2 separate regions of the Homo sapiens genome follow, and region 2 is linked to region 1. Evidence: chromatin loops called from intact Hi-C (ENCODE). Cell type or tissue: heart left ventricle. All regions are shown on one strand. Links, peaks and the distances in the headings refer to the core of each region. The heading gives the core; the rest is flanking DNA.

Evidence for each region. Peaks named below come from ENCODE experiments on the same cell type or tissue, not always from the same donor. Only the 100,000 strongest peaks of a DNase experiment are listed, where the experiment ranks them.
Region 2: it touches region 1 in a loop (3-fold over the local background); 4 of 110 quality-filtered maps call a loop at or near these places.

Annotation. Positions count from the first base shown.
Region 1 is chr16:31,186,614-31,201,487 of GRCh38, forward strand. FUS (FUS RNA binding protein) reads left to right here. Exons shown (of 15, transcript NM_004960.4): 7 at 189-223; 8 at 1,712-1,744; 9 at 2,510-2,613; 10 at 3,052-3,181; 11 at 3,427-3,528; 12 at 3,662-3,785; 13 at 4,129-4,229; 14 at 4,350-4,497; 15 at 4,786-4,992. The coding sequence ends at 4,825. It overlaps PYCARD (PYD and CARD domain containing), which reads right to left. Exons shown (of 3, transcript NM_013258.5): 3 at 14,873-14,874. Among named protein-coding and RNA genes, the nearest start is that of PYCARD-AS1, 7.8 kb to the right of the region's middle. In heart left ventricle, for the core only: no CTCF peak of the experiment used is centred there; no DNase peak of the experiment used is centred there.
Region 2 is chr16:31,416,997-31,431,870 of GRCh38, forward strand. It overlaps ITGAD (integrin subunit alpha D), which reads left to right. Exons shown (of 30, transcript NM_005353.3): 21 at 1,079-1,195; 22 at 1,305-1,384; 23 at 1,485-1,568; 24 at 6,118-6,196; 25 at 6,356-6,463; 26 at 6,575-6,652; 27 at 6,849-6,962; 28 at 7,106-7,207; 29 at 7,471-7,581; 30 at 9,019-9,509. The coding sequence ends at 9,132. It overlaps COX6A2 (cytochrome c oxidase subunit 6A2), which reads right to left and starts at 11,364. Exons shown (of 3, transcript NM_005205.4): 1 at 11,257-11,364; 2 at 11,019-11,155; 3 at 10,735-10,861. The coding sequence starts at 11,329. The coding sequence ends at 10,778. In heart left ventricle, for the core only: no CTCF peak of the experiment used is centred there; DNase peaks (open chromatin) are centred at 10,685 and 11,339; H3K4me3 peaks cover 2,207 bases; H3K27ac peaks cover 4,358 bases.

The DNA of each region.
Region 1 (14,874 bases), core at 3,485-11,484:
GCACACGTGTGTGTGACATGCTCAAAGGTCAGACAAGGGGTGGTCAGGAAGGGATGTATTTTAGTAGCCACTTGTATCTTTTTCCAAAAACACCTACCCATGTTTGGGGAATGTTAAACAAAATCAAAAAACAACCTTTTGTAGCCGTTGGAAGCTTCATGTCCTTTCTTCTAACTTGTCTTCTCCAGCGGAAGTGACCGTGGTGGCTTCAATAAATTTGGTGGTAAGTGAACAGAGTTTCCAAAATTCCCAACTCCCAGCAATGCTTTGTCTGATTGTTCATTTGCAGATGTCTTAGCGTGTTAATTTAAATGTCAAAGGTTTTGAGGTGTCCAGAACCACCTCCAGAAAGGGGTAGGGTAGAATGCCACCTGTTGCCTGGTGTGTGCTAACCTGGAGCAGGTAGGGGTAAGACTCAATAGTCATCTTTTACCAAATGGGTTTGCCCCAGGTTAATAAGAGGGGTCTAGTAGGCCTTGGACTGGGCCGTTGCCACACCTGGCACTTAGTGACCATCATCATGAGAAACTGGAGAGTGCGTGCTGGAACACGTGGTGCCATCTTGGCTTTAGGATCCTTTTGATCGTTGTGTCCAAGGCTTGTGTGTGTGTGAGTGTGTGGGAGACAACTCCGAATGTTTAATTCTGGAAGAGGGATGTAACATTGCCCTGAGGATGGTGAAGTTGGTATACATTTATAAAGTACGGAATGGTGTCAATGAATGCAATTCTATGTATATGGACTTAACTGAGATGGGCAAATAGAAACTAGCTCTGGGAAGGAACATGTGCACTACTTCAAGAAAGATTGGAAGCATGTGTGGCTCATGGGAAATAACCAGGTCTTAAACAGCACAAACTGAATTCGTGGACCAGGAAGGTCTTAAACAGCACAAACTGAATTCATGGAAAAATGACAAATTTGAGAAGTCTCCCAGTAAGCTGGAACTTTTCTGGTTTGGTTAACAAAAGGTTTCTTGATTTGTTTCAAGATTTAAAGCCAAAGGTGTGGGTTCATGACTTAGGTGTCATTGCGTGTGGGTACAATATTTATATATGGCGAATTCAGATAAACATTGGTCAAAGATGGTCTCTGGAAAAACAAAATAGAGGCTGCATTACGGAAATAAGATTTCTGGTCTGTTCCCTGGGACATGCTTAAAAAATACAATAGCTATTATGTATGGTTTTTATTTTCATGTGGTTTCGGGGAAACAACACGGTTTTAAGGATGGTTTCTAAAGATGAAATTAAAAATTGTTCCACAAGGGTTAAGTGTCTGGTGGTAAAGTTGGGAGAAACTGGATGGATGCACATCGCATGGCTGGTGGCGAGCCCATCTCTCTTCTCTCGGGTGAGAGAACCGGGCCAAGCTGAGTTGGTTTGTTCACTTTAATGGGTCTCCGTTTCCCCTGCCACCTGTGCTGAGGACATTTCCCAGCCTGAGCTGGGGGAGGCAGCATTTGCTGAAGTGTGGAGTTGTCTCTGTGGAGACTCAAGTTACAGATCTTAAGGGGCCTGCCTAGAATTTTCTCCTCTGGGCAGGCGACCCAGGAAAGGGTTTGGAGTGAGGCTGTGAGCACTTACTTGATATTTTACAAGTTTGGATTTGGTGTTAATTTTTTTCCTTGTCCGTTTTTTCCTGTTGACTAACGGCTCATCTTTTCCTTGTTTTTGTTTTTTTTTTGTTCTTTTTTTCCATGTCACTAAAGGCCCTCGGGACCAAGGATCACGTCATGACTCCGGTGAGTTCACACGTGGTGGCATGAAAAGAGTGGCTAAAGTGGTATCAAGACTGCCTGGATGTTCTTTGAAACTATTATAAAAAGGAAACTGAAAAAAATGGGGATAGAGAAGGAAGGGAGTTAGGTGTGTCCTTAGTTAGCAGTGAGAAGTATTTGTTACGAAGTATTTCTCAGAAATACCTGGCTTGTGGGTTCCACCCCCAGTGATTTAGGTCTGAGAGGACCCTGAAAATCTACCTTTCTAACAAGTCCCCAGTGATGCTGATGCGTCTGGACCACACTCAGATGGTTTACAGCAGTGGTTCTTTCAAAATGTGGATCATGTCCAAGTTGGTGAACAAAACTAGTGAAAGACCTGACCACATGAAGTAAAGCATTGAACTCCTGTTTAGGTTGTATTGATGTTTGTGTACTAGATTTGAATGTAAAATGGGTTTCTTATTTAATTCGGGGACCTTCAACTGAAAGTTGATAAATACTGATGGACTTTTCTGTGTGGTCTTGTTGGGCATTTCACTCCTGAGCCCTGGTTTCCATACTGTATACTGGGTGTTAACATGTTTCAAAGGATAATTGTCAAACTGAATCTGAAATTTATCAGCATGGCTGGCATATAGGGACTCAAAAGGGATGTGGATTTCTTTTTAGTTGTCTTCCATAAACCAAATGATACCAGTTGCTTGATGGATACTAGGTGCTTTAGGTTTTTTCCTGTGTTTTTTATTTTACCTTTTCACATTTGCATTTTCTCTGTTCAACAAGCAGAACAGGATAATTCAGACAACAACACCATCTTTGTGCAAGGCCTGGGTGAGAATGTTACAATTGAGTCTGTGGCTGATTACTTCAAGCAGATTGGTATTATTAAGGTACTTGTGGAGAGGAGTGGGAGCTTTCTGTCAGTGTTGTAGGCTTGTGGATTTCACACATTAGTAAAAGCAAGTCTTTAATGGTTGCCAGCAGTAAAAACAAGTCTTAGTGGTTGTTGCCAGCTTAATTTGTTGAGGAAAGAGCCTTAGTTACTGTTTTCTAAAAGAGAAGTTCTATCTTAACACAAAAAGTATAACTTATCAGAGTACCCTAAACTCTTGAGATTTGTACTCTATAGTAACTTTTAGTTTTATCTTTCAATATTGGAGTGAGAGACAGTTTTCTTTAATGGAGGTTTACATGTGAGGTAGGAAGAAGTAACTGGGAAGAGGGGAGCTGAAGTTTGGGAATTATAAACCTCATGTTCTAGAGGAAGAAGATGGAAAGGGAGTACTGTAGCCTTTAAAATTGATGTTACCTCATTTTGCTTTCTTCAGACAAACAAGAAAACGGGACAGCCCATGATTAATTTGTACACAGACAGGGAAACTGGCAAGCTGAAGGGAGAGGCAACGGTCTCTTTTGATGACCCACCTTCAGCTAAAGCAGCTATTGACTGGTTTGATGGTATGTATGAGAAGGCTGGCAGAGGTGGGGCTGGGGATATAGGGCAGCAAGCCTTAGGAAACAAGCCATAGTTTGAGGGTTCTTTTGAGTCTTCCAACACTTACTTTAGCTGCGGTTTCAGGTAGTCTCATTTTTGCTTATGTGTCAGCAGATTATAAACCATTTGAGAAAGGCACGCTTCTCTTGTATTTTCGGATTAATGTGTCTTGCATTTAAAGTCTGTTGATGATTTTTTGTTTCTCTAGGTAAAGAATTCTCCGGAAATCCTATCAAGGTCTCATTTGCTACTCGCCGGGCAGACTTTAATCGGGGTGGTGGCAATGGTCGTGGAGGCCGAGGGCGAGGAGGTGAGGAGCTACCTGCTAGTGGTGCAGAGGGGTAATGGGGAGAGTGCAGAAGATGGTAAAGGCTTGCATGGAATGGGTTAGATTTACCAAACTTGGAGAGGGAGCAGACCCATACTTGGTCTATCTGCATTAGGACCCATGGGCCGTGGAGGCTATGGAGGTGGTGGCAGTGGTGGTGGTGGCCGAGGAGGATTTCCCAGTGGAGGTGGTGGCGGTGGAGGACAGCAGCGAGCTGGTGACTGGAAGTGTCCTAATCCGTGAGTGAAACTTAATTTTTTTCTTAGTTCTCTTGCATGCGTGCTCTTTGATATATTGGTACTGAGGTATGTGCGTGTTTTCCAAAGAAGTAAATGTCAAGGCCACACTGTTGGGGTCAGATTTAGCCAAAAGCTTACCTAGGTAAGGTTGATGTAATGGGAAAGGTAATGGATTGGGTTCAGTAATACTGATTTTTGTTCCTGACTCTGAGAAGCAAGCCGTTTTGTCTTTCTGAAGCTTCAGTTTCCTCACTGTATCTCTAAAGTCACCGTAGTTTCTTCCTAGTTCTAGGTCTTGCCTATTCCCCATCGCTCCAGACTGATTGTCTTCCTTTCTCCTTAGCACCTGTGAGAATATGAACTTCTCTTGGAGGAATGAATGCAACCAGTGTAAGGCCCCTAAACCAGATGGCCCAGGAGGGGGACCAGGTGGCTCTCACATGGGTAAGAAAGGCAGACCTGGTGCTAGGGAGCTGGGACCAAAGAATCCTTAATTTTTCAGCGGGGAGGCTCGGGGAACATAGGGGAATGGGAATATGATAGATCTTGTTTCTTTTGTCCTAGGGGGTAACTACGGGGATGATCGTCGTGGTGGCAGAGGAGGCTATGATCGAGGCGGCTACCGGGGCCGCGGCGGGGACCGTGGAGGCTTCCGAGGGGGCCGGGGTGGTGGGGACAGAGGTGGCTTTGGCCCTGGCAAGATGGATTCCAGGTAAGACTTTAAATCAGAATAAAAAAGTAGAGCAGTTGAACAGAGGCCATAGGATAACAGGGTTTTGTTGAGAAAGTGGTTTCATTTTGAGGGCTAGGTGGAAAGACCTGAGGTTGTAACCAGTAGTGGAGAGGGAAGGAAAATTAACTCAGGGGGAGTGAATCTGTAGACCCACTTGAGATAAGATACTCGCTGGGTTAGGTAGGAGGGGCAGATAGGATATCTAGGCTTGGAGAGGCTGGTAACTCAAATATAATGGATACTTAATTTTTTTTTTTTTTTTTGCAGGGGTGAGCACAGACAGGATCGCAGGGAGAGGCCGTATTAATTAGCCTGGCTCCCCAGGTTCTGGAACAGCTTTTTGTCCTGTACCCAGTGTTACCCTCGTTATTTTGTAACCTTCCAATTCCTGATCACCCAAGGGTTTTTTTGTGTCGGACTATGTAATTGTAACTATACCTCTGGTTCCCATTAAAAGTGACCATTTTAGTTAAATTTTGTTCCTCTTCCCCCTTTTCACTTTCCTGGAAGATCGATGTCCCGATCAGGAAGGTAGAGAGTTTTCCTGTTCAGATTACCCTGCCCAGCAGGAACTGGAATACAGTGTTCGGGGAGAAGGCCAAATGATATCCTTGAGAGCAGAGATTAAACTTTTCTGTCATGGGGAAAGTTGGTGTATAAATGAGAAATGAAGAACATGGGATGTCATGAGTGTTGGCCTAAATTTGCCCAGCTATGGGGAATTTTTCCTTTACCACATTTATTTGCATACTGGTCTTAGTTTATTTGCAGCAGTTTATCCCTTTTTAAGAACTCTTTGATCTTTTGGCCCTTTTAATGGTGAGGCTCAAACAAACTACATTTAAATGGGGCAGTATTCAGATTTGACCATGGTGGAGAGCGCTTAGCCACTCTGGGTCTTTCACAGGAAGGAGAGTAACTGAGTGCTGCAGGAGTTTGTGGAGTGGAGTCAGGATCTAGGAGGTGAGTGACTCCCTTCCTAGCTGCCCTGGTGAACAGCGCTTGGGTAGATACCTGCTATAAGGAGACTGGTCTGGCTGGGTTACTTTCACATCCTGCCTGTACTCAGAGGGCTTGAGGTCATTGACATTATGAGATTTTAGGCTTGATCCCTTTTTGATTGGAGGGTGGAAGGCCCTCCTAAGGGAATGATAAGTGATAAGAGGGGGAAGGGGTTGCAGCCAATGAGTTAAAACCTTAGAGCAGTGCTCCTCAGCCTCTTACCATGTGGTTGTAAACTTGCACGTACCTGCCAACCAGTTATTTAGCATGCTTTTTATTTTAGTTACACAGAGCGTAACATTAACCCAAGAGCAGAAAGGTTTTATTTACAGGGTTTTCGAACTTGGTTTGTAAGACAGCTGCCATCACAAGCATAGCTTACAAATGTGCTGGGGACCCCTAATTGGGAAGTGCTTTCCTCTCAAATTTTTATTTTTTATTTTTAGAGACAGAGTCTTGCTCTGTCATCCAGGCTGGAGTGCAGTGGCGTGATCTCGGCTCACTGTAGCCTCTGCCTCCTGAGTTTAAGCGATTCTCCTGCCTCAGGAGAATCCCAGCTTCTGAGTAGCTGAGACTACAGGCGTGGGCCACCATGCCCACCTAGTTTTTGCATTTTTAGTGGAGGTGTGGTTTCACTGTGTTGGCCAGGCTGGTCTCTTAACTCCTGACCTCAGGTGATCCACCTGCCTTGGCCTCCCAAAGTGCTGGAATTACAGGCATGAGCCGCTGCATCTGGCCATCCTCTCAAATTTTCAAGTGTTCCACAAGTATGTTCTCTACTGAAGAGTTGCTGCATCCTTGAATCTTGGGTGATTTGAGGCACAGAAACTATGACTTTATTTTTTGAGATGGAGTTTTGCTCTTGTTGCCCAGGCTGGAGTGCAATGGCACGTTTTTCGGCTTACCGCAACTGCCGCCTCCTGGGTTCAAGCGATAGCTGGGATTACAGGCATGCGCCACCATGCCCAGCTAATTTATTTGTATTTTTAGTAGAGACGGGGTTTCTCCATGTTGGTCAGGCTGGTCTCGAACTCCCGACCTCAGGTGATGTGCACACCTCAGCCTCCCAATAAACCATGACTTTTAAGAGGAATAGCAGGTTTACTTCCCCTGCCAGCATTGGGGTGCTCTCTAAGCAACAGTAGGCGGAGAGTGGTCTGGCGTATTAAAAACAAAGGATCGTCAAGTGGGCCTTCCCAGGCATTGCTTTGACTTAGTACATGTAGAGGATGTGGCAGTTCTCTCCGTCCCTGCCACTGCTGGTTTCTTTGTTAAATGTTTAGTTGAAATGGCCTGATACGATATTTGAGTAGTTCACTGTTGGTGCTTTGCCTAGCAGGATTCTAATCTTGCTTTGGTTGTGGTCCCCTGATGCCCTCCTGTTAGGAGTGGAGGAGGTCGAAGCTCCTTGTAAGATATGATTACTGGGACCATTAGTGTCAAGTTCCTGTGTCCTTCAAATGGCATATGTGATTGGCCTTGACCTTAAAAGGAAATAGGGTCCCAGGTGACTGTTTAGTGGGTAGGTCCAGTTTGGGGGGATCTTCCAGGAGAATGGATAGAGACACCTAGCAGCAGAGAGAACATTGGTGCCTCTCAAGCCAACCTCCCACCTCAGCCTCCCAAGTAGCTGGGACTACAGGTGCTTCCTCGCTACCACACCTGGGTAATTTTTTTTTTAATTACTTTTTTTTTTTTAAGAAACAGGGTTTCACTGGGTTGCCCAGGCTGGTCTTGAACTGGCCTCAAGTGACCTGCCTGCCTCAGCCTCCCAAAGTGCTGGGATCACAGGTGTGACCCACTGCGTTTGGCCAGAATACTCTATTCTTACTGAATGATTGAAATCTGTCTTGAAGCATTAGGTGTCCCATTTTTGTGAGTTGGAATTGGGACAGGCTAAGTAGGAAGTGAGGAGGGTGGGGAGAGCTGTGCTGTAGGTCTGTTTGTCCCTTCCTTGATGTAGCCTTCAGTTAGCCCTTTCAGCTTTTTTCCCCATCTTGTGCCGGGCCTTCCTGGGTTTCAGTACTTGGATGTAGGGCTGCAGTTATGTCAGTGGTGGGTAGATTGACCAGGAATTAAGGTCTAGGGTCCAGCCCATGTGAGACTTGACTCACTGATCTACCTTTAGGCATGTCTTCCTTCCAGTCTCATCCTTTTTAAATTTTTTTTTTTTTTTTGAGACGGTCTCACTCTCACCCAGGCTGGATTGCAGTGGTGTGATCTCGACCAACTGCAACCTCTGCCTCCCACCCGCAAGCTATCTGCCCACCTCAGCCTCTGGAGTAGCTGGGACGGGACTACAGGCACCTGCCACCATGACTGGCTAATTTTTTTTTGTATTTTTTGTGGAGATGGGGTCTTGCCATGTTGCTCAGGCTGGTCTGGTCTCAAAACTGCTCTGGGCTCAAGTGATTGTCCCACTTTGGCCTCCCAGAGTGCTGGGATTAAGGTGTGAGATACTGTGTCCGGCTATGAAAATTTTATTTTTAATTAACTTGTATATATTTATGGGGTACAATGTCCTATTTCTGTACATGTACACATTGTGGAATCAAATCAGGCTAATATATCCATCACTTCATATCATTAGCATGAATGAGAACATACAAAGCCACTCTTAGAAAATTTTGAAATTTATGTTATTTCAGCCCTTTTATGCTGGAGGTTGCAAATGTTTTGTGAATAATCAGACCAAAAATAAAAACAAAAAATGATTGACTTCAGTCATTCAGTAAGAATAGTGTGTTCTGGCCGAGTGTGGTGGGTCACACCTGTAATGGAGCACTAGGCGTAAATGGGTTGAAACGGGTCTCCCTATGTTGCTCAGGCTGGACTTGAACTCCTGGGCTTAAGTGATCTTCTTGCCCTTAGCCTCTCAGCTGGGACTATGGATGCATGCCACTGTGTCTCACGTTTTTATGAACTGTAGTCACCATGCTGTGCAGTGGCTTACCAGAACTCATTTCTTGCATCTGAAGTGTTGTACCCTTTGTCTCCCTGCTTACCCATACCTCCAAGCCTCTGGTAACCCCCATTCTACTTTCAGTTTCCGAGTTTGACTTTCTAGATTCCGTGTATAAGTTCATGCAGTCTTTCTGTGGCTTATTTTAGCATAATGTCTTCTAGATTTATCGATTCACCCATGTTACAAATAACGGTTTCCTTTTAAAAAGCTGAATAGCATTCTGTTGTGTCTACATACCACATTTAAAAATCCATCCGTTAATTGGGCACTTGGGTTGCTTGCATATCTTGGCTAGTGTGAATAACGCTGCATTGGGTGGGAGTGCAGACATCTCTGACGTACAGATTTCTTTTTTCTTTTTTGGAGACAGAGTCTTGCCCTGCCACCCAGGCTGGAGTGCAGTGGTAGGATCTTGGCTCACTGCAACCTCTGCCTTCCAGATTCAAGTGATTCTCCTGCCTTAGCCTCCCAGGTAGCTGGGATTACAGGTGTGCACCACCATGCCCAGCTAACTCTTGTATTTTTAGTAGAGATGGGGTTTCTCCATGTTGGCCAGGCTGGTCTCAGTGGGCCCCAGCGATCCTTCCGCCTCGGGCTCCTGAATGACTGGGACTACAGGTGTGCTACTGCACCTGGCTATTTTGAAATAATTTGACTTAGAAGAATATTTCTACAATTGTGTTCACCTTCTTATGCAAATACAATCTTCAGTGGCGCTGGCATATACAAGCTGAGAAAGTATTGTCAAGTGGGTTGTGCCAGCACATCTGACCAGGATTTTTTGTTGTAGAAATATTGGATCCTCACCTGAGGCCAGGAGTTTGAGACCAGCCTGGCTAACATGGTGAAACTCCGACTCTACTAAAAATACAAAAATTAGCTGGGCGTGGTGGCAGGTGCCTGCAGTCCCAGCTGCTCGGGAGGTTGAGGCAGGAGAATCGCTTGAACCCAGGAGGCGGAGGTTGCGGTGAGCCGAGATCGCGCCGCTGCACTCTAGCCTGGGCAATGAAGTGAGACTCTGTCTCAAAAAACGAAGTATTAGATCCTCAATCTCAAGGTATTCTAAGAAATTTTGGAGACCATTGAGTCTAAAATTCCCAGTATCTTTGAGGCAGGAACAGACTTGGAGAATGTAGTTTATGAGCAGGAGTTTGGAGCTGGAAGAAATACTGCTTTCTGTTGGTGGTTAATGCTGTCAGCTCCTTGGATTGTGGCTTTAGCCCTAAATATTGGGGCAGTAGAGACTCTTACCTGGAAAACAATTGAGGGCCACCCATGTTAGCGGCAAGAGGCAGAGGAAAGCTTGGATGGTTGGGCTGAAGATGGTGGATGTGCTGTCCCTGTGAGAGTGCTGATGCTGGACTCTGGAGCCAACGACAAAGTGTTTGAGCAAGCAGGGTCCAAGCAAGGGCAGTCGAGGGCCGGATGAAGTGGGCAGGAACCGAGTTTCCCAGGTGACATCCTGCCTGTGCTCATCACGCCGAGGGGTGTTGCACAATCACACCGATTCTTTGTCACTACTGAGTGCAGTGTTCTTAAGAATGGGGACCTGGCAGCTGGGTGCGATGGCTTGTGCCTGTAATCCCAACACTTTGGGAGGCTGAAGTAGGCAGATCACGAGGTCAGGAGTTTGAGACCAGCCTGGCCAACATAGTGAACCCTGTCTCTACTAAAAATACAAAAAATTAGCCAGGCCTGGTGGCAGGCACCTGTAATTCCAGCTACTCGAGAGGCTGAGGCAGGAGAATCGCTTGAAACCGGGAGGTGGAGGTTGCAGTGACCCAAGATCGTGCCATTGCCCCCTGGCCTGGGCGACAGTGCGAGACTCTCAAAAAAATAAGTAAATAAATAAAAGGAGACCTAGGCTTGTTGTGCTTGTTTTTTGGTTTTGATTTTCCAGAGTTTGAGGGAAAGTTGACCCATCCTGTTTATTGTGCCCTTGAGGAGGAAACAAGGCAAATCCCTACTCTTGTGGGCAGGGGTGCGCAAACCTGTCAGTCTGAGATGGCTAGAACCACATCCTCTATAACTTGAGGGGGATAATCTATCTATCTATCTATCTATACCTATATATATACACACACACACACAGATTAAAAAAAATATATATATATACAGAGGAATCCTCCCTTACCTATGGTTTCATCTTACACAGTTTCAGTACAGTATAATAATCTCCTGTGCTTAATTTATAAATTGAACTTTATAATTTGTCAACATATGGATTCTAGCTCAGTAGGTCCAGGTGGGGCTCAAGATACGCATTTCAGGCCAGGTGCGGTGGCTCATTCCTGTAATCCCAGCACTTTGGGAGGCCGAGGTGGGAGGATCACTTGAGCCCAGGAGTTGAGACTAACCTGGGTAACAGCAACATTTTGTCTACCAGAATTTTAAAAAATTGGGCGCGGTGGCTCACACCTGTAATCCCAGCACTTCGGGAGGCCAAGGTGGGCAGCTTGGCCAACATGGTGAAAGCCCACCTCTACTAAAAGTACAAAATTTAGGCAGGTGTGGTGGCATGCACCTGTAATCCCAGCTACTTGGGAGGCTGAGGCAGGAGAATTGCTTGAACCTGGGAGGTGGAGGTTGCAGTGAGCTGAGATCATGCAACTGCACTCAAGCCTGGGTGACAGAATGAGACTCCATCTCAAAAAAAAAAAAGTGTGGTGGCATGTACCTGTGGTCCCAGCTGGAGAGGTTGAGGCTGCAGTGAGCTGTGTTCCCACCACTGCACTCCAGCCCGCAGGCCTGGGAAACAGAACAAGACTGTCCCCCTGCCCTCCCCGCAAAGCATTTCTGACAGGCTTTCTGGTGATAATGATGCTGTTGGTTCAACACCTCTCAGAGTAACGTTCTAGAGTTTGGCAGAGTCAAATTATTTCTGAAGGGGAACTTTGTACAAAACTTTCATCTTTCTCCCTCTCTCACCCCCCTGTTTTATTTTTTTGAGACAGGGTCTTGCTCTGTGGCCCAAGCTGGAGTGCAGTAGCATGATCACAGCTCACTGCAACCTCCAATTCCTGGGCTCAAGTAATTCTCCCACCTCAGCCACGGTGGCTCGGACTACAGGCATGAACCACCATGTCCAGCTAATTTTAAAAATTATTTTGTGGAGATGAGGTCTCACTGTGTTGTTCAGGCTGGTCTTAAACTCTTGAGCTCAAGCAATCCTCTCTGCTCGGCGTCCCTAAGTGCTAGGATTATATTTCTATATAAAATGCTGGCTAGGAGCTAAGGAAAAGGAAGACAGGGCCCTGCGTGTGGGTTTTTGTAATTAGCAGAGGCCCAGTCAACACTGGCTTCTGTTCTGTTTTTTTTTTTTTAAGTCTTGTGAAGCTTAAATGGGAGGTTTGAGCAAAAAAGAGGATGCTGTCCTCTTTGTGGGATTTTTGCTGGTGTGGGGAGATCTGGACCATCATGGAGGGAGTTCTCAGCACAGGGATGGGATTTGGTTCCTGCAGGGCCTCAGAGAAGCATGGGAAAGCCCTTCAGGTGTTAGGGGAAGGTGATTTTGAGTTGTTCCTTCACTTTGTTGAATGTCTCTGAAATCCAGTTCTGGGGCTTGGCAGGAATGTTGCCGCTTGCAGTGGCTGCCGTTCAGCTTATCTGGGATGTGTCCCAAGATGCTGGAGTTGTCTGGGGCCATCCAGACTGGGGCTGGGATTTCCACACCCATGGAGCCACGACTAGGACTGGGAGTGACAGAACGAGTTTGGGGGTGCTGCCAGAGGGGCACTCTAGATTGTTCTTGGGATAGCACAGGTTCCCAGATACAGTTCTAAGCCATTGAGGGGCTAGGAGCAGAATCGTCTTAGTGGAGGTGATTGCTAACTCTGAGGTGTACTTGCCATGAGCCAGTTGCTGTTAGGGGATGAGCTGATTCCTGTCACTCCCACTTTAGAGGGGATGCTGACACAGCTAGTGAGAGGTGGGGCAGGGACTTGAACCTCTATTCTTTAGCTATAGAACTTCTGTCCTTAACCACTATGCTATGCCTAAAATCTGAGGAGACTTCTGGTAGGACTCTTTCTCCCACAGCCCAAAGGAAAAAGGAAGCCCCAAGAAATGTTTTATCTTAGGGAAACTTTCTTGGAACCACTTCCTTCCCTCAGGCCTGCACTGGTTTTTGTAGTGACTCTAAGGATGTCTGTCATGCAAGGATGTGTTACCTATGGCCCCATGTCAGGAGAATGATTAGGTTCCTGTGAAGTTTAAAAAAAATCCTGTTAGATACTAGAGATACACAGTAACTGCCATATATTACTTTCTACATGCAAGGCACTTGTACAGAGGTTGAAAAGATGTCTCCATTTAAGCGTCCATTTAAGCAGGGGAGTGGTGGAGTCTTCTGTGAAGGTAGACCAGCACATGGTTTGCATTGCCACAGAGACACTGGGAAGAGCCTCTGAAACCCAGAGGAACGCATGCGTATGGGCAGTCTGGGGCAGGTAGAAGATGTCAAGGTGTCCAGAGATAAAGGGGTCAGCATGTGCAAGGGCACCTGGTATGAGCAGATAGTGGTGGGATCGTGGGTATGTGAGGAGAGGAGAGGTTGCATGGGGTTAAGTGCCAGGTTAGGAGGAGAGTTTAGGTGTCCTGTTAAAAATGACAGTCAGCTGGGCATGGTGGTATGCACCTGTAGTCCCGGCTATTCAGGAGGCTGAGGCTGGAGGATTGCTTGAGCCCAGGGGTTTGAGGCTGCAGTGAACCATGATCACACCACTGCACACCAGCCAGAGCAACAGATGAGATCCCGTCTCAAAAAAAGTGAGAGTCTGTTCCCATGATCAGTTTGGATTTCTCAGGCTCTTGGAGCTAGAGGCAGGGAGGACAAGGTAGGAGGTGTGTTGCAGATAAGATGTAATTAGAGATAAGCCTGGTGGGGCAGTGAGGTTGGAAAGTGGTTGTTTGGTGATTCCTAAGGATAGGATTCAGGGTCTCCTTGGTATCTGCCCATTGCTTTGCAAATCCTCCCTCTTCAAGGCCAGAAAGGATTGCTTGTAAAGTGTACTTAGGAAGTAGCCCTAGATTCCTGCTTTCCCAAACAGCCTCTGGAAAGACCTCAAGTTTCCTGGAGAGAGATACTCATATTTCCCTTTGTAGGCAAAAATTGCATCAAGAAGGTGGGCCCGGTGGCTCACACCTGTAATCCCAGCACTTTGGGCGGCTGAGGTGGATGGATCACTGGAGGTCAGGTGTTTGAGACCAGCCTGGGCAACGTGGCAAAATCCCGTTTCTACTAAAAATGCGAAAATTAACCGGGTGGGGTGGCAAGCACCTGTAATTCCAGTTACTTGACTGGCTGAGCCACAAGAATTGCTTGAACCTGGGAGGCAGAGGTTGCGGTGAGCTGAGATCATGCTACTGCACTCCAGCCTGGGTGACAGAGTGAGCCTCCGTCTCAAAAAAAAAAAAAGAAAAAAGTGGCCGGGTGCATTGGCTCACGCCTGTAATTCCAGCACCCCAGCACTTTGGGAGGTGGAGGCGGGTGGACCACTTGAGGTCCGAAGTTCCAGACCAGCCTGGCTGACATGGTGAAACTTTGTTTCTACTAAAAACACAAAAACTAGCCAGGTGTGGTGGCAGGGGCCTGTAATCCCAGCTATTCGGGAGGCTGAGGCACAAGAATAGCTTGAACCTGGGAGGTGGAGGTTGCAGTGAGCTGAGGTCACGCCACTGCACTCCAGTCTGGGTGACACAGCGAGATTCCATCTCAAAAAAAAAGTTTTAAATGTTCCTTTCAAATGAATGAATAAGTAATAACCCTCCAAAAAAATCGCATCAAGAAAAGAGGCAGCTACCACACACAACTCATTTCCTGAAAATCTGCTTTGGTGGTTGGCATGTTTTTTGAGCAAAGTGCAACCTATGACCCTTTCCCCCACGGGATGGGGTGGGGCAGAGGGAGCCTTTAAGCCTGTTAAGAGCCAGCACCAGAAGGAGCCCTCGAGCAATTTGGTGACTTGTGCTCTTCTGTCCTATGTTTAGATAATGCTCTAATGTGTCTCCCCCTGCAAATTTCTCTAATTCTGCATTTTTCTCCAGTGGAAAATGTGGAAGGTAGGGGAGCTATGAAGACTAGTGTGTTTCTAAATGGCTTGGACAGAGCTGCCCACCAGTTTGCGCCCTTTGGTACATGCCTCTTTTAACCTTCGGACCTGGGTCACAGGCTGTTATCTATAATGGTAAGGTTAGACCCTTTAGGGAGCACTGGAGGAGCACCACCTGGTGAATGAGGAGGGATATTCCATGGCGATACCAGGAAGGATGGGGGAAGCATTTGGGGTGCCAGAGACCCTAGGGACATGGAGCTGGAGGCTGGGTGGCCTCTGAAGCATAGCTGAGCTCTGCACATGCCAGCAGGCTAGAAGCAGGAAAACACACAAGTT
Region 2 (14,874 bases), core at 5,723-13,722, 230 kb after region 1:
CCCCTCCCTCCCCCCTCCCTCCCTCCCTTACTTCCTCCCTCCCTCCCTCCCTCCCTCTTTTTTTTGAGACTGAGTCTTACTCTGTCACCCAGGCTGGAGTGCAGTGGCACAATCACCACTCACTGCAGCCTAGACCTCTTGGGCTCAAGCAATCCTCCCACGTCAGCCTCCCAAGTAGCTGGGACTACAGGTGCATGCCACTACGCCCAGCTAATATTTATTTATTTATTTATTTATTTATTTATTTATTTATTTATTTTTTAGAGACAGGGTCTCACCATGCTGCCCAGGCTGGTCTCAAACTCCTGGGCTCAAGTAATCCTCCCACCTCAGCCCTTAAAGTGCTGAGATTACAGGTGTGAACCACCACACCTGACCATATTGTTTCTGTGTGTGGGTCTTATTTAAGAAACACTTCCAGGTTATGAAAATAGCCCCCTATATTATATTCCAAAAGCTTCATGGTTTTGCTTTTTCACATTTAAGTATTTAATCCAGTTGGAATTTATTTTAATTTATGGAGTGAGGTAGGGATCCAATTTCTTTTTCTTCTTTCTCCTCCTCTTCCTCTTGTACTTTCTTTACTTTTCTTCTGCTTTTTAAAAAATTTTTTGTATGGGTCAATTTTCCTGGCATTGATGGAAATTGATTGAAAAGTCTGTCCTTGGCCGGGTGCAGTGGCTCACACCTGTAATCCCAGCACTTTGGGAGGCCAAGGCGGGTGGATCACCTGAGGTCAGGAGTTTGAGACTGGCCTGGCCAACATGGTGAAACCCCATTTCTACTGAAAATACAAAAATATTAGCCAGGCATGGTGGCAGGCACCTGTAATCCCAGCTACTCAAGAGCCTGTGGCAGGGGAATTGCTTGAACCCAGGAGGTGGAGGTTGCAGTGAACCACGATCATGCCATTGCACTCCAGCCTGGGTGACAAGAGTGAAATCCGTCTCAAAAAAAAACAACAACAAAAAAAGAAAAGTCTGTCATTTTCCCTAGTGCTCTGCAGTGCCACCACTGCTGTGTATCAAGCCCACACATGCATGCGGGTAACTTCTTAAAATTCATTCTCCTCCCCTAGAAGCAGCCCCATCAGAGTGCCCTGCGCCTGGCATGTGAGACAGTGCCCACTGAGGATGAGGGCCTAAGAAGCAGCCGCTGCAGTGTCAACCACCCCATCTTCCATGAGGGCTCTAACGTCAGTGCTTCTCCCTAAATCCCCATCACTGTCCTCCCTTGTCCCAATCTGTCCCTCACTCTGCCATGCCCTTCCTTTTATCCCCATTCTTTCCTTCTTCTTCCCTCAGGGCACCTTCATAGTCACATTCGATGTCTCCTACAAGGCCACCCTGGGAGACAGGATGCTTATGAGGGCCAGTGCAAGCAGGTGGGTCCAGGCCAGGGTATCCCCCACCCTCCATCGCATGCCCCGGCTAGAGACCCCTCTCCTGGATTCCTTCCCATTGGTCCCTCCTTTCTGTCTCCAGTGAGAACAATAAGGCTTCAAGCAGCAAGGCCACCTTCCAGCTGGAGCTCCCGGTGAAGTATGCAGTCTACACCATGATCAGCAGGTGCCCAGTCCCTGGCCTTCCCCTTGGACCTCTGGCCTTCCTCTATGCCTGGTACTCCTTCTGAGTCCCAGCCTGCTCTTCCAATGATGCACATCTAAGCTCTCCTGTTTTGGGATGCCTTTGTGGGTGAATGGCCATATATAATGACATTTATGCTGCATAAAGATGTTTCTGGGCTGGGCGCGGTACCTCGCGCCTGTAACCCCAGCACTTTGGGAGGCTGAGGCAGGTGGTTCACCTGAGGTCAGGAGTTCGAGACCAGCTTGGCCAACATGGTGAAACCCCATCTCTACTAAAAATACAAAATAAATTAGCTGGGCGTGGTCATGCGTGCCTGTAATCCCAGCTACTTGGGAGGCTGACGCAGGAGAATCACTTGAATCCGGGAGGCGGAGGTTGCAGTGAGCCGAGATCATGCCACTGCACTCCAGCCTGGGTGACAGAGGGAGACTCTGTCTCAAAAAAAAAAAAAAAAAAAATTAGCTGGGCCTGGTGGCGCATGCCTGTAATCCCAGCTACTCAGGAGGCTAAGGCAGGAGAATCTCTTGAACCTGGGAGGCGGAGGTTGCAGTGAGCTGAGATTGTGCCACTGCACTCCAGCCTGGGCAATAGAGCAAGATTCTGTCTCAAACAAAAAAAAAAAAAAAAGGTGTTTTTGTCAACAGTGGACCCACATTTACTACGGGTGGTCTCCTAAAATTATAACGGAGTTGAAAAATCTCCTAATGATGTCATAGCAGTTGTAACATTGTAGTGCAACTCATTGCCTTTTTTATGTCTAGATACACAAATACTTTCCATTGTGTTACAATTGCCTACAATATCCAGTACAGTAACACGCTGCATGGGTTTGTAGCCCAGGAGCAATAGGCTATACCATATCACCTAGCTGTGCAGTAGGCTCTACCATCTAGGTTTGCATAAGTGCAACCTATGATGTTTGCACAATGATGAAATTGCCTAAGGCCGGGCGCAGTGGCTCACACCTGTAATCCCAGCACTTTGGGAGGCTGAGGCAGGCGGATCACCTGAGGTCAGGAGTTCAAGACCAGCCTGGCCAACATGGCGAAACCTTGTCTTTACTAAAAACGCAAACATTAGCCAGGCGCAGTGGCACACGCCTGTAATCCCAGCTACTGGGGAGGTTAAGGCAAGAGAATCGCTTGAACTTGGGAGGCGGAGATTGCGGTGAGCTGAGATCGCGCTGCTGCATGCCAGCTCAGGGGTGACAGATTAAGGCTCTGTCTCAAAAAAAAAAAAAAAAAAAGAAAAAAAAAGAAAAGAAAAAGAAATTGCCTAACGATTAATTTCTTGGAATGTATCCTTGGTGTATTTGTACCCTAATAATATATACCATAGCTCTTGCTGCTTCTCTCAAATCGACTTGCTGGTGGGACACACACACATTGCCACCACTGTGCCTTTCCCCCTCTCCCTCTAAAAGGAAGGCTTCCTTTTTTAACATGAAACAAATTCTGTCCTTTGTATTAAATGTGAATGTGCTGAAGCAAAGCTGCTACATGGAGATCAAGGCTTTTCTGAGCACCCTGAATTGGGGAGCTTGTGCCCAACAGGATATGGTCTGTCACCACACAGAGGAAAGGAAAGGTCAGGTTTCTATAAAACTCAGAGTGGGGCAGAGGTGTGAGAAACTGTTGGGAAGGTCTCTTAAGAGCCTGGCCAAGGCAGCGCAGGAAAGGCAAGTGTAGGGCTGAAGGCAAGAGGGTTCTGCAGGTGGTGGAGGCACAGGGGCAGGCGAGGCTGGATGCAGAGCAAGGCATCCCATACACTGGGCTGAAAGACTGTAACACTGCTGTGGGACAAAGTTTGCTGCTATTGCTTTTTTTTTTTTAGACGGAATCTCACTCTTTCACCCAGGCTGGAGTTCAGTGGTGCAATCTGGGCTCACTGCAACCTCCACCTCCCAGGTTCAAGTGATTCTCCTGCCTCAGCCTCCCGAGTAGTTGGATTACAGGCATGCACAACCACATCTAGCTAATTTTTTGTTTGTTTGTTTGTTTGTTTTTGAGATGGAGTTTCACTCTTGTTGCCCAGGCTGGAGTGCAATGTTGCGATCTCAGCTCACTGAAATCTCCGCCTCCCAGGTTCAAGTGATTCTCCTGCCTCAGCCTCTCGAGTAGCTGGGACTACAGGCATGTGCCACCATGCCTGGCTAGTTTTGTATTTTTAGTAGAGACAGGGTTTCACCATGTTGGTTAGGCTGGTCTTGAACTCGTGACCTCAGGTGATCCACCCCCACCCGAGGGCCTCCCAAAGTGCTGGGATTACAGGCATGAGCCACCACACCTGTCCACTGTTGCTTCTGATGTATTAAGTTGTTAGGGGAAGGAGCGAGGGAGATCAAGCAGTGTCATTGTCCTTTCAAGCCACATGTAGGTTTCCCTTTCTATCCACAGGAAAATACTTACAATAAGAGCTTACAGTTATATATACCCATGTCAGGCACGTTTTATGTTGCTGTTGTTTTATGGTGGTTTTCTTACACCATCTTAAGTACTTTATATGTATTTACATTTATTTAATCCTACCAATAATTATATTGTTATCCCTATTTTCACCAACAAAGACATCAAGAAGTGAAATACTTTGTTCCTGTCAATCTCCAAGTGGGCAGCAGAACCAGGAATCAGACCCAGACGGTTTGGCTGCAGAGCCCATGCCCATGGCCATACATGGCATGCCTCTCCAAGGACTGGGGAAAGCTGGGTGGTTTACTTAGATCTGAAAACAGGCTTAGGCTGCGCACGGTGGCTCGTGCCTGTAATCCCAGCACTTTGGGAGGCCAAGTGCTGGGATTACAGGCATGAGTGGGAGGATGGCTTGAGCCCAGGAGTTTAAGACCAGCCTGGGCAACATAGTGAGAACCCATCTCTACCAAAAAAAAAAAATTAAAAATGAAAATAAAATAAAACTTTAAAAATGAAAAGAGGTTTAGAACTAGATTTTAAGATGAGAAAACAGAAGCATAGAGAGAAGGGTTTGGGGTGGGGGGCACAGAGGAAAACCGGCATACTTAGGGAAAAATAAACCTTAAGATTTATGGAGGAGTCCCTGTGTGCTGGGCACTACCAAGCCCTGGTCACAACTCTACTACAGGGAGGTTGCTACGGTTTGCATCCCCATTTTAAAGAGTGAAAAGCTACAGTTTCCAGAGACGTGAAGTGGCTTGCCTCAGTGACTCAGGTAGGAAGTGGTCGACCTGAGATGTGAACCTAGGCGGTTTGACACTGGAGCCCATGTTTTTAGTCATCAGGCTGATGGGGGGTGGACTGCTGGGGCTGTTTCTGTGTGGCTGGTCTGGCTGCTGCATGCGAGGTGCAGGCCCCTCTGCTGGTCTGCTTACTTTTGCTTTTTGTTTGTTTTGAGACAGGGTCTCACTCTGTCACCCAGGCTGGAGGGGAGTGGTGTGAACATAGCTTACTGCAGCCTCGACCTCCCAGGCTCAAGCAATCCTCCTGCCTCAGCCTCCTGAGTAGCTGGGACCACAGGCGTGTGCCACCACTTGCAGCTAATGTTTGTATTTTTTTTTTTTTTTGCAGAGACGAGGTCTCTCTGTGTTGCCCAGGCCAGTCTTGAACTCCTGGGCTCAAGCGATTCTTCTGCCTTAGTCTCTCTAAGTGTTGGGATTACAGGCGTGAGCCACCTCGCCTGGCCAGCTTGCTCATTTTTACTAAAACTTTAGATGTTAAGTGGTGAGAGGGCAGGGAGTTATGGCTTAACTTGAATCCCCAGTGCCAACCACACAGCCTGTGTTTGCTGAAGGAAGTTTGGGTGGAAAGACCCCACCTGCTGCCTGGAACACTGATGTCCCTTCCACAGGCTTGTGCACAGGCACTATCTTCCTTCACATTTACTCACCTGCCCCAGGACAGCCGAATCTATTTTCTTCATTCCCACCATGAAGGGGCCCTCACTCCATGTCTTCCTGAGTGATCCAGCTCTCATTCCTAGAGTCCCCTTAGGCTAACTTGTTCTGCTACAATCTCTGTAAGCATTACCAGAGGCCAAACACTACCTATTAGAGAAAGCAATGCAAACGCCTTTGCCCCATGTAGGAGACATGAGGTTTAAGTTGGGTCTTTAAGTGTAAATTTCCAAAACTGGAGACAGTAAGAACGTTCCAAGGAGAAGAGCTTGAGCAAAGTCATGAGGCTATGAAAGAGCCAGCGGTGTGCATGGCAGAGCTAGTGGATCTGGGTGATGGGGGCAAGGGACATCGGAGGGAGGGGAGCTGAAGCCGAGGCAGCAAAGGTTATGTGGGACCATCTTTTACTTATTTACTTTGAATAGGGACAGGGTCTCACGATGTTGCCCCAGCTGGTCTGGAACTCCTGGGTTCAAGAAACCCTCCTGCCCCAGCCTCCCAAAGTGCTGGGATTACAGGCATGAGCCACTGTGCCCGGCCAAATAATGTCCATCGTTATTTCCCTGAGACATCTGCCCAGCCCAACAGAGCTCTCTGCAGTAGGACAGGGCACAACTGGGGACAGTTTCAGGGCTGTTTTTCACCCACAGGCTCTCTCTCCAGGCAGGAAGAATCCACCAAGTACTTCAACTTTGCAACCTCCGATGAGAAGAAAATGAAAGAGGCTGAGCATCGATACCGTGTGAGAGTCTAGGGAGTATCCATGTCTGCCTTCCACGTTGTGGATAAAGTTGGAAGTTGGTGGAGAAGATGGAGAGGAGCCTTGGGGTAGGGCCAGGAGGGAAGTAGGATTTGGAAGGCTCCAGAGACCACAATAACACTCTGCCTTGATTTCCTGCAGGTGAATAACCTCAGCCAGCGAGATCTGGCCATCAGCATTAACTTCTGGGTTCCTGTCCTGCTGAACGGGGTGGCTGTGTGGGATGTGGTCATGGAGGCCCCATCTCAGGTACCCGCCTATCTCTCCTCTTTCTTCAGACTGACATCCCACAGCACAGCACTCCCTCTTACCAGGGACATGTTGCTCATTCTGTGGCTAAGTGCTTCTTTCTCTTCCCAGAGTCTCCCCTGTGTTTCAGAGAGAAAACCTCCCCAGCATTCTGACTTCCTGACCCAGATTTCAAGAAGTCCCATGCTGGTGAGAAAGTCCCTGAACCCCCACCGCCAAGATCAGCCCCCACCGGGGATACTGGGAAATGTACTGCTAGGCCACAGAGTTCCGTGCATGTCCTGTAACTGCTCATCTGTTCCCCACCCCAAACCTGACCATATTTTTTCCTATGGCTCCCTCCTCAGGGAAGAACCCCTCAGTTTCACCCCTCTTCTGCCCCCAGGACTGCTCCATTGCTGACTGCCTGCAGTTCCGCTGTGACGTCCCCTCCTTCAGCGTCCAGGAGGAGCTGGATTTCACCCTGAAGGGCAATCTCAGTTTCGGCTGGGTCCGCGAGGTGTGTGGGGGCAGCGGCAGAGCCCCTGCCCCAGACTCAGGCAGGACCTGGCATGTCTGTGCCCATCTGCAAGCCAGGGCACCCCCGAAGCTCTGAGCCTCCCCCAGAGCCAGTTCCACAGGTTTCCCCCAACCCCTTTGCAGACATTGCAGAAGAAGGTGTTGGTCGTGAGTGTGGCTGAAATTACGTTCGACACATCCGTGTACTCCCAGCTTCCAGGACAGGAGGCATTTATGAGAGCTCAGGTAGAGACCATGTGGAGGGCAGCGACCAGCTGGAAAGAGGACCCCTAGGGCTACATCTGTGGTGCTGGGTGGGGGGTTTGCAAGCCTTGCGGGAGGAGGGTGAAAGTCTCTGGGCAGGACAGCTGTCCCTAAGGGCACGGGTGCTACTGTGTCTCACTCCTTGGAGCAGAGCCTCAGAAAGGAGGGGAGAGAGTTAAAGGTTGCGGAACCTGGGAGGCATCTGGGATGGCATGAGGCCGGATGCTCTCTGATCTCTAAATCAGATGGAGATGGTGCTAGAAGAAGACGAGGTCTACAATGCCATTCCCATCATCATGGGCAGCTCTGTGGGGGCTCTGCTACTGCTGGCGCTCATCACAGCCACACTGTACAAGGCAAGTGTTTTATCCAACTCTTTTTTTTTTTTTTTTGAGATGGAGTTTCCACTCTTACTGCCCAGGCTGGAGTGCAATGGCATGATCTTGGCTCACTGCAACCTCCACCTCCCGGGTTCAAGTGATTCTCCTGTCTCAGCCTCCCGAGTAGCTGGGATTACAGGTGGACTGCACCATGCCCGGCTAGTTTTTTGTATTTTTAGTAGAGATGGAGTTTCATCATGTTGGCCAGGCTGGTCTCGAACTCCTGACTTCAGGTGATCCGCCCACCTTGGCCTCCCAAAGTTCTGGGATTACAGGTGTGAGCCACCTCATCCGGCCTTATCCCATTCTTGACACCACCAGCATCCAACCCAAGCCCTCCTACAGACTGGCTGATATAGTGAGAACTCAGACTGTGGAGGCAGACAGGCCTGGACACACATTTTGGCTCTATCATGTACTCACTGTTTAATGTTAGGCAAGTTGCTCCACCTCTCTAAGCCTGTTTCTCTCTTTCTTTTTTTTCTTTTGAGATGGAGTCTCACTCAGTTGCCTAGGCTGGGGTGCAGTGGCACAATCTCAGCTCACTGCAACCTCCACCTCCTAGGTTCAAAAGATTCTCATGCCTCAGCTTCCCAAGTAGCTAGGACTACAGGCACACACCACCACACCTGGCTATTTTTTGTATTTTTAGTAGAGAGAGGTTTCACCATGTTGGTCAGATTGGTCTCAAACTCCTGACCTCATGTGATCCGCCCACCTCGGCCTCCCAAACTGCTGGGTTTACAGGCATGAGCCACTGTGCCCGGCCGTTTCTCATTTTTGAAATGATAATAATGCTTATATCACAGAGTGGCTGAAGTGAGAGAGAAATGAGGCCAGGGCATGTGCACAGATCTGCCTGGATCTATGCTGTCCTGCCACGGGTCGTGTGTGTACCTACTGTGCTCGGGGCCAGCAGATGCTCGATATATGATAGCTGTTCACATAAATGTTCTCGCACACAAACGTAAGTTAGCTTAGTTGTTGCCTCCTCTTCTCTCTCAGCTTCCTCTTATTCCCAATTTTCTTCCCTGCCCTCTTACCCAGCTTTTCTTTCTTTTCTTTCTCTTTTCTTTTTCTTCTTCTTCTTTTTTTTTTTTACATGGAGTCTTGCTGTCTTGCCCAGGCTGGAGTGCAGTGGCATGATCTTGGCTCACGGCAACCTCTGCCTCCCGGGTTCAAGCGATTCTCTTGCCTCAGCCTCCTGAGTAGCTGGGATTACAGGCGCACCACCACACCCAGCTAATTTTTGTATTTTTAGTAGAGACGGGGTTTCACCATGTTGGCCAGGCTGGTCTCCAGCTCCTGACCTCAGGTGATCCACCCTCCTCAGCTTCCCACAGTGCTGAGATTACAGGTGTGAGCCACCGGGCCCGGACTTACCCAGCTTTTCTAATTTATTTCCCCTGATAGCTTGGCTTCTTCAAACGCCACTACAAGGAAATGCTGGAGGACAAGCCTGAAGACACTGCCACATTCAGTGGGGACGATTTCAGCTGTGTGGCCCCAAATGTGCCTTTGTCCTAATAATCCACTTTCCTGTTTATCTCTACCACTGTGGGCTGGACTTGCTTGCAACCATAAATCAACTTACATGGAAACAACTTCTGCATAGATCTGCACTGGCCTAAGCAACCTACCAGGTGCTAAGCACCTTCTCGGAGAGATAGAGATTGTAATGTTTTTACATATCTGTCCATCTTTTTCAGCAATGACCCACTTTTTACAGAAGCAGGCATGGTGCCAGCATAAATTTTCATATGCTTAAGAATTGTCACATGAAATGAGGATGTTTATAGCACACTTTCCTTGCGTGGAAGAGCTATAACCCAGGGACCTGAGTGCCTCTCTGGGAATAGTCGGGGGAACCTATTTGTGGGCATTGAAAAAGTTTTTTCACTTTCTATGGTGATGGGAGCCTGAGGTCATCTTTTCTTGATGGGGCTGAGAGGTGTGTATCAGGGGAGAGGGTCAAAGAGTGTGTGTGTGTGTGTGTGTGTGTGTGTGTGTGCATGTGCATGCACGTGCACGCAGGCATGCATTGGTCATGGGTTTCTTCACACACTTCAGGTTCCTCTGTAATGGTAAGTGGGCAGGCTGTCCTAGGAGGTGAAGAAATGTCCAGAGCTCATTTGAACTCCTGTCCCCCTTGAATGAGGTACTCAGAAGCCAGGAGAGCCAGGCTAGGAGCATGTGATTTCCCATATAGAAGACTCATTAAGAAAGATTATAGGCCGGGCGCGGTGGCTCACGCCTGTAATCCCAGCACTTTGGGAGGCCGAGGCGGGTGGATCATGAGGTCAGGAGATCGAGACCATCCTGGCTAACAAGGTGAAACCCCGTCTCTACTAAAAATACAAAAAATTAGCCGGGCGCGGTGGCGGGCGCCTGTAGTCCCAGCTACTCAGGAGGCTGAGGCAGGAGAATGGCGTGAACCCGGGAAGCGGAGCTTGCAGTGAGCCGAGATTGCACCACTGCAGTCCGCAGTCCGGCCTGGGCGACAGAGCGAGACTCCGTCTCAAAAAAAAAAAAAAAAAAAGAAAGAAAGATTATAGAGAATTATCAAAAGATTCCAAATCCAGCATTAGGTCCCAAGGCCTCACACACAGGACTGTGGAGCCTCCGTCTGAAATCCAGAGAGCTGGGATTCACAGACACCAGCAGCTCAGGTGTCAGGCAAGAAGTGGGACTTCAGGATCTGCAGCCCTGGGCTCCCATGGGGGCTCTGCCGAGCTGCCGGAACTTGGACAAGTCATTTAATTCCCAAGAATCTCAGGTCTTCCTCGGGAGAAGGTGAACTAAATTTATACCCTGCTCCCAGCGTTACTGTGAGGATTCGGTGTACGCGGAAGCCCATTACAGCCTAGAGCCCTAATTATTAATAGGTGTGTGTGAGAGGGAGGCCTCATTATTACCAGGTGAGAGACAGGGAGCTGGGATCGCCTACCTGTGAGTGGAGGAGGCTCCCTCGAGCACCTCCGTATCAGCGGCGTGGGAAAAGCACGTGGAGCGCCCACCGCGCTAGGCGCATGCGCGGAGCAGGAGCGCTTACCAAGCTGGGCGCATGCGCGGAGCGGGCGCCTCTGGGCGCGCTCCCCGTGGCCCCGCCCTCCCCACAGAGCCGCAGACTCGAAGCTTCACACCTTTATTGTGTCCGGGGGCGTCCGGGGCCTCAGGGGTGTTCGTAGCCCGTGGGCAGAGGGTTCACGTGGCTATTGTGGAACAGAGTGTGGTTGCCGTCCCCCCAGGGGTAGGGCTGTGGAGAGAGCGGGGGAGGGAGCGCGCGTGAGCGCCGTGAGTCCGGAGTCCGCGCCCCGCGCGACCCCCCCCCCGCAGCACCCCCCCCCGCCCCCGCAGCACCCCCCCCCGCCCCCGCAGCACCCCCGTGCCGCCCGCGCGCCCGTCCCGCGTACCTTGGTGCGGATGCGGAGGTGTTGGTAGGGACGGAACTCGGGGCGCGGGCGGTGGCCCGAGTGGAGATAGGAGTTGAAGGTGCAGAGGGCCACGCTGGGCAGCGCCAGCACGAAGGTCAGCAGACGCCAGGTACGAGCTGCGGACGGAGCGGGGTGAGCGCGGCGGTCCTGGGGCGGCGGGCCTGTGAACAGGTGGGCAGGGTAGGGGAGCCCCCGGATCCGCCCGTTCCCCACTCACCTCCTGCTCCTCCGTGGCCTCCTTTGGCAGCGCTGGCCAAGCCCCGGGTCAGGGGCCTCAGAGGCAAAGCCATGATGGTGCGGGGAGCCGGGAACCAGCGCTGTCCTCGCTCCCTTTCCTGGGGCCTGGGGTCACCTCCCCTCTCTGGGCCAATCACCTGTTGAGTCTGGAGCACTGGCGGCTATTCTTAGGGGTTTCTATATTTAAAATGGGGCCTGACTGGCTTGAGGTCATCTCCAGACAGCTGTTGTCCTGTGCCTCTTATTTTGGCAAGGAGGCATTTAAGTACAATATGCCATTCTTTTTATATAGTTGCAGGGAAACTATTTTGTTCCCTATTCTATGCCTGGTGGCTGGCACACAGTTGGGCTTTAATAAATATTTGTAGAATGAATTAAGTGTCTTTTTGAGTCTCAGTGTTTTCAGCTGTAAAATGTATAATAATTCGTACCTTAAAAGATTTTTTAAATACTGGAGACGGGGATCTCACTATATTGTCCAGGCTGGTGTGGAACTCTTGAGCTCACGTGATCCTCCCGCCTCAGCCTCCCACAGTGCTGGGATTACAGGCATGAGCCACTACACGGCCCTTACATCATTTTTATGAAGTTTATGTAAGGTAGGAATGTGTCAACCTGGATTTTGGCAGGTAACAGTAGTTCAGTATATGTATTAGTCACAGTTCTTTGCAAAGAACAGAACTCACTCTTACTAGTTTTAGAAGATAAGTAATTGAGAATCTTAGGTAGCTTACTATGTCTGATATAGCCAGAGATGCCTACAGTCTGCACAGTCATAAACAAGTCATTCCGTTGGCCAGCTGCAGTGACACCCCCACAGCTCACACTGCTGGACCCTGGATGCCAAAAGCTTCATTAAGGCTGCCCTGGAAAACCAGAATTTTCCACCCTCATCCCCTCTTGAAAACAGATTCTTCATGAAACCTGTATCCTGGGTCGCTCTTTTCTGAAAGAATTATGTGATTGCACCAACTGGCAACCCCTAGGTCCCCCAGCTGCAGGAGGGGATGGGAAACTGAGCTCTGGATTCTGCCTTAGGGAGGCAGGAATTGTAGGGAAAATCTCCAGGTCTAGGATGAGTATTCAAAAGGTTCCAGGCAGCCACAAGCCTGACAGGTGTCTACTGCAAAGTGCATTATTTCAATCTGAAAAATATGACTACTTGGAGAAAGCAAGCCTAGACAGGGCTGGTGTGAACCCTCTATCAAAGCAGGTCACAAGAAAGCCACAAGACCAGGCAGGGATGACATCTGCCTGTTCTGTCCTCAGCAACGGGCAGGGACCTTGGCATGAAGGAGGTGTTCTAAAAATATGTATGTAATGAATGCTTGAACCTTGTTACTTTGGTTAACCCTACAACAATGCCTTTTCAGAATTACAATCCAATAGGAAGCTTCTAGCTTTGATCAAGGGCTGATGTACTAATATGAACTTAATATACAAAAGAAGAATGAATTATATAGACATATAATCTGAATTTAATATATAAAAAAAACGAGGAAGATATATTTTCAAGAAGGGGCTCTATACCTGTTTCTCATTGGTAATAAACTGAACAGTATGTTCCATCCAACTTTAAGCTGCTGCTATTTTTAAAAAAAATAACCTCCTTGAGCAGTCAAATGTTATACAGTGTTACAAAAATTATTCCTGAGCTCTCACTGAGCTATAATAGAATTCTTCCTACAGTTTTTTTCCCAGCTGGACTTTGGCATTGTTGCAGAGAAGATGGGGCCCTATTCCAGTTAAAGATACCTGGCATCTCCCTCTACACATAGCCCCCTCCCTACGTATATAAGATAATGGCTCCTGGAGAAAACAGACATGAAGACAGGTATTTTTACTTGACAAAGTTCTAGAGGCCTGGCATAGTGGCCCACGCTTGTAATCCCAGCACTTTTGGGAGAATGAGGAGGGCGGATCACTTGAGGTCAAGAGTTTGAGTCCTGCCTGGCCAACATGGTGAAACCCCATCTCTACTAAAAATGCAAAAATTAGCTGGGTGTGGTGGCCCGTGCCTGTAATCCCAGCTACTCGGGAGGCTGAGGCAGGAGAATCGCTTGATCCCAGGAGGTGGAGGTTGTAGTGAGCCAAGATTGTGCCACTGCACTTCAGCCTGGGTGACAGAGTAAGACTCTCTCAAGAAAAAAAAAAAGAAGGAAAAAAGGAAGAAAAGGTTCTAGGTTTCTTTTCTCCCCTAAAAGGCCCCTCAGAGTTTTTCTGGTTGCTGCCAAACAATTCCCTGGGAATTCCCATCCCTTTGTTCTCAGCTTGGGAGCTCCTGTGGAGAGGTTTTCTTGCTGGGATGTCAAGAACGCCCTGAGGAGGGCCACTTCTGTCCTGGGCTGCTGTCACCATCACGAGGTGCACTTGCCCAGGTACCCAGAGACCTCCGCTCAGGTGGTCTGTGCTTTTCTGGGCTTGTCACCATCTTACCTGCCTCTCTAGAGGGTGTGCAGAGCTGTCTCTTCCAGGCTGTGCACTCACCATTGTTTCTGTAAGTTCTCACTCACACAGTTCTTAACCTGGCTGCTGCCAACACTTTCAGTTTCTAGAGGTTTAATTTTTCCTCCACTTTAGGCAGAGGGAAGAACAAACTCACCAGGTGCTAAATAAACCCCGGAGGGCAGCATCTCAGCCTCTGTTCAGAGTATCTCAGCTGTTGGTGGTGAAGGAGGTGGAGGCATGACTCAGGGTCAGTTTCTCTTGTGCCCTCTTCCTGGGATGCTGCATACCATGACCACATTTTCTAAAGCAAAGATCGATTACATGTGATCTACTAAGTATAAATGTTTATGGGGGCCCTAGGGACAGCGTATTTGAAATTAGAATAGTCCTGGAAAAACAACTGTGATACAGGACATGGGTTAGCTAGAACGAACAGGTACAGAGAGATGGAGCTCAGACAGCATTGGGGTGGGGTCCAGTGGCAACAGGGACATAGACTCTAAATAAATGGGGCTCTGAGCTCCCTCTGCACTTGGGAGGGGCCAGTGGCTATGTGATAGTGGATGTCTACTGTTTTGTGTCATATGACCAATATATCTATGCCTTCTTTTCTGATACTGACACACACACCCCTGCCCCCCTTATTCTCAGTTCAAGTTCAAGTGGGGTTGACTCCCTCCTCTAGCTCCAAGAAGGGCCACATGATCCAGGCCTACCCAATCAGAGCATTCTATTCTCCAGGTCATAGTGATTTTTTTTTTTTGAGACAGAGTCTCACTCTGTCCCCCAAGCTGGAGTGCAGTGGTGCAGTCTTGGCACACTGCAACCCCTGTCTCCCATGTTCAAGTGATTATTCAGCCTCAGCCTCCTGAGTAGCTGGGATTACAGGTGCACACCACCATGCTTGGCTACTTTTTTGTATTTTTAGTAGAGATGGGGTTTCACCATGTTGGCCAGGCTGGTCTCGAACTTCTGGCCTTAAGTGATCTGCCTGCCTCGGCCTCCCAAAGTGCTGGGATTACAGGCGTGAGCCACCCCACCTGGCCGTAGTGATTGTTTTTTGTATTTTGTTTTGAGACAGAGTCTGGCTCTGTCACCCAGGCTGGAGTGCAGTGGTGTGTTCATAGCTCACTGCAGCCTCGAACTCCTG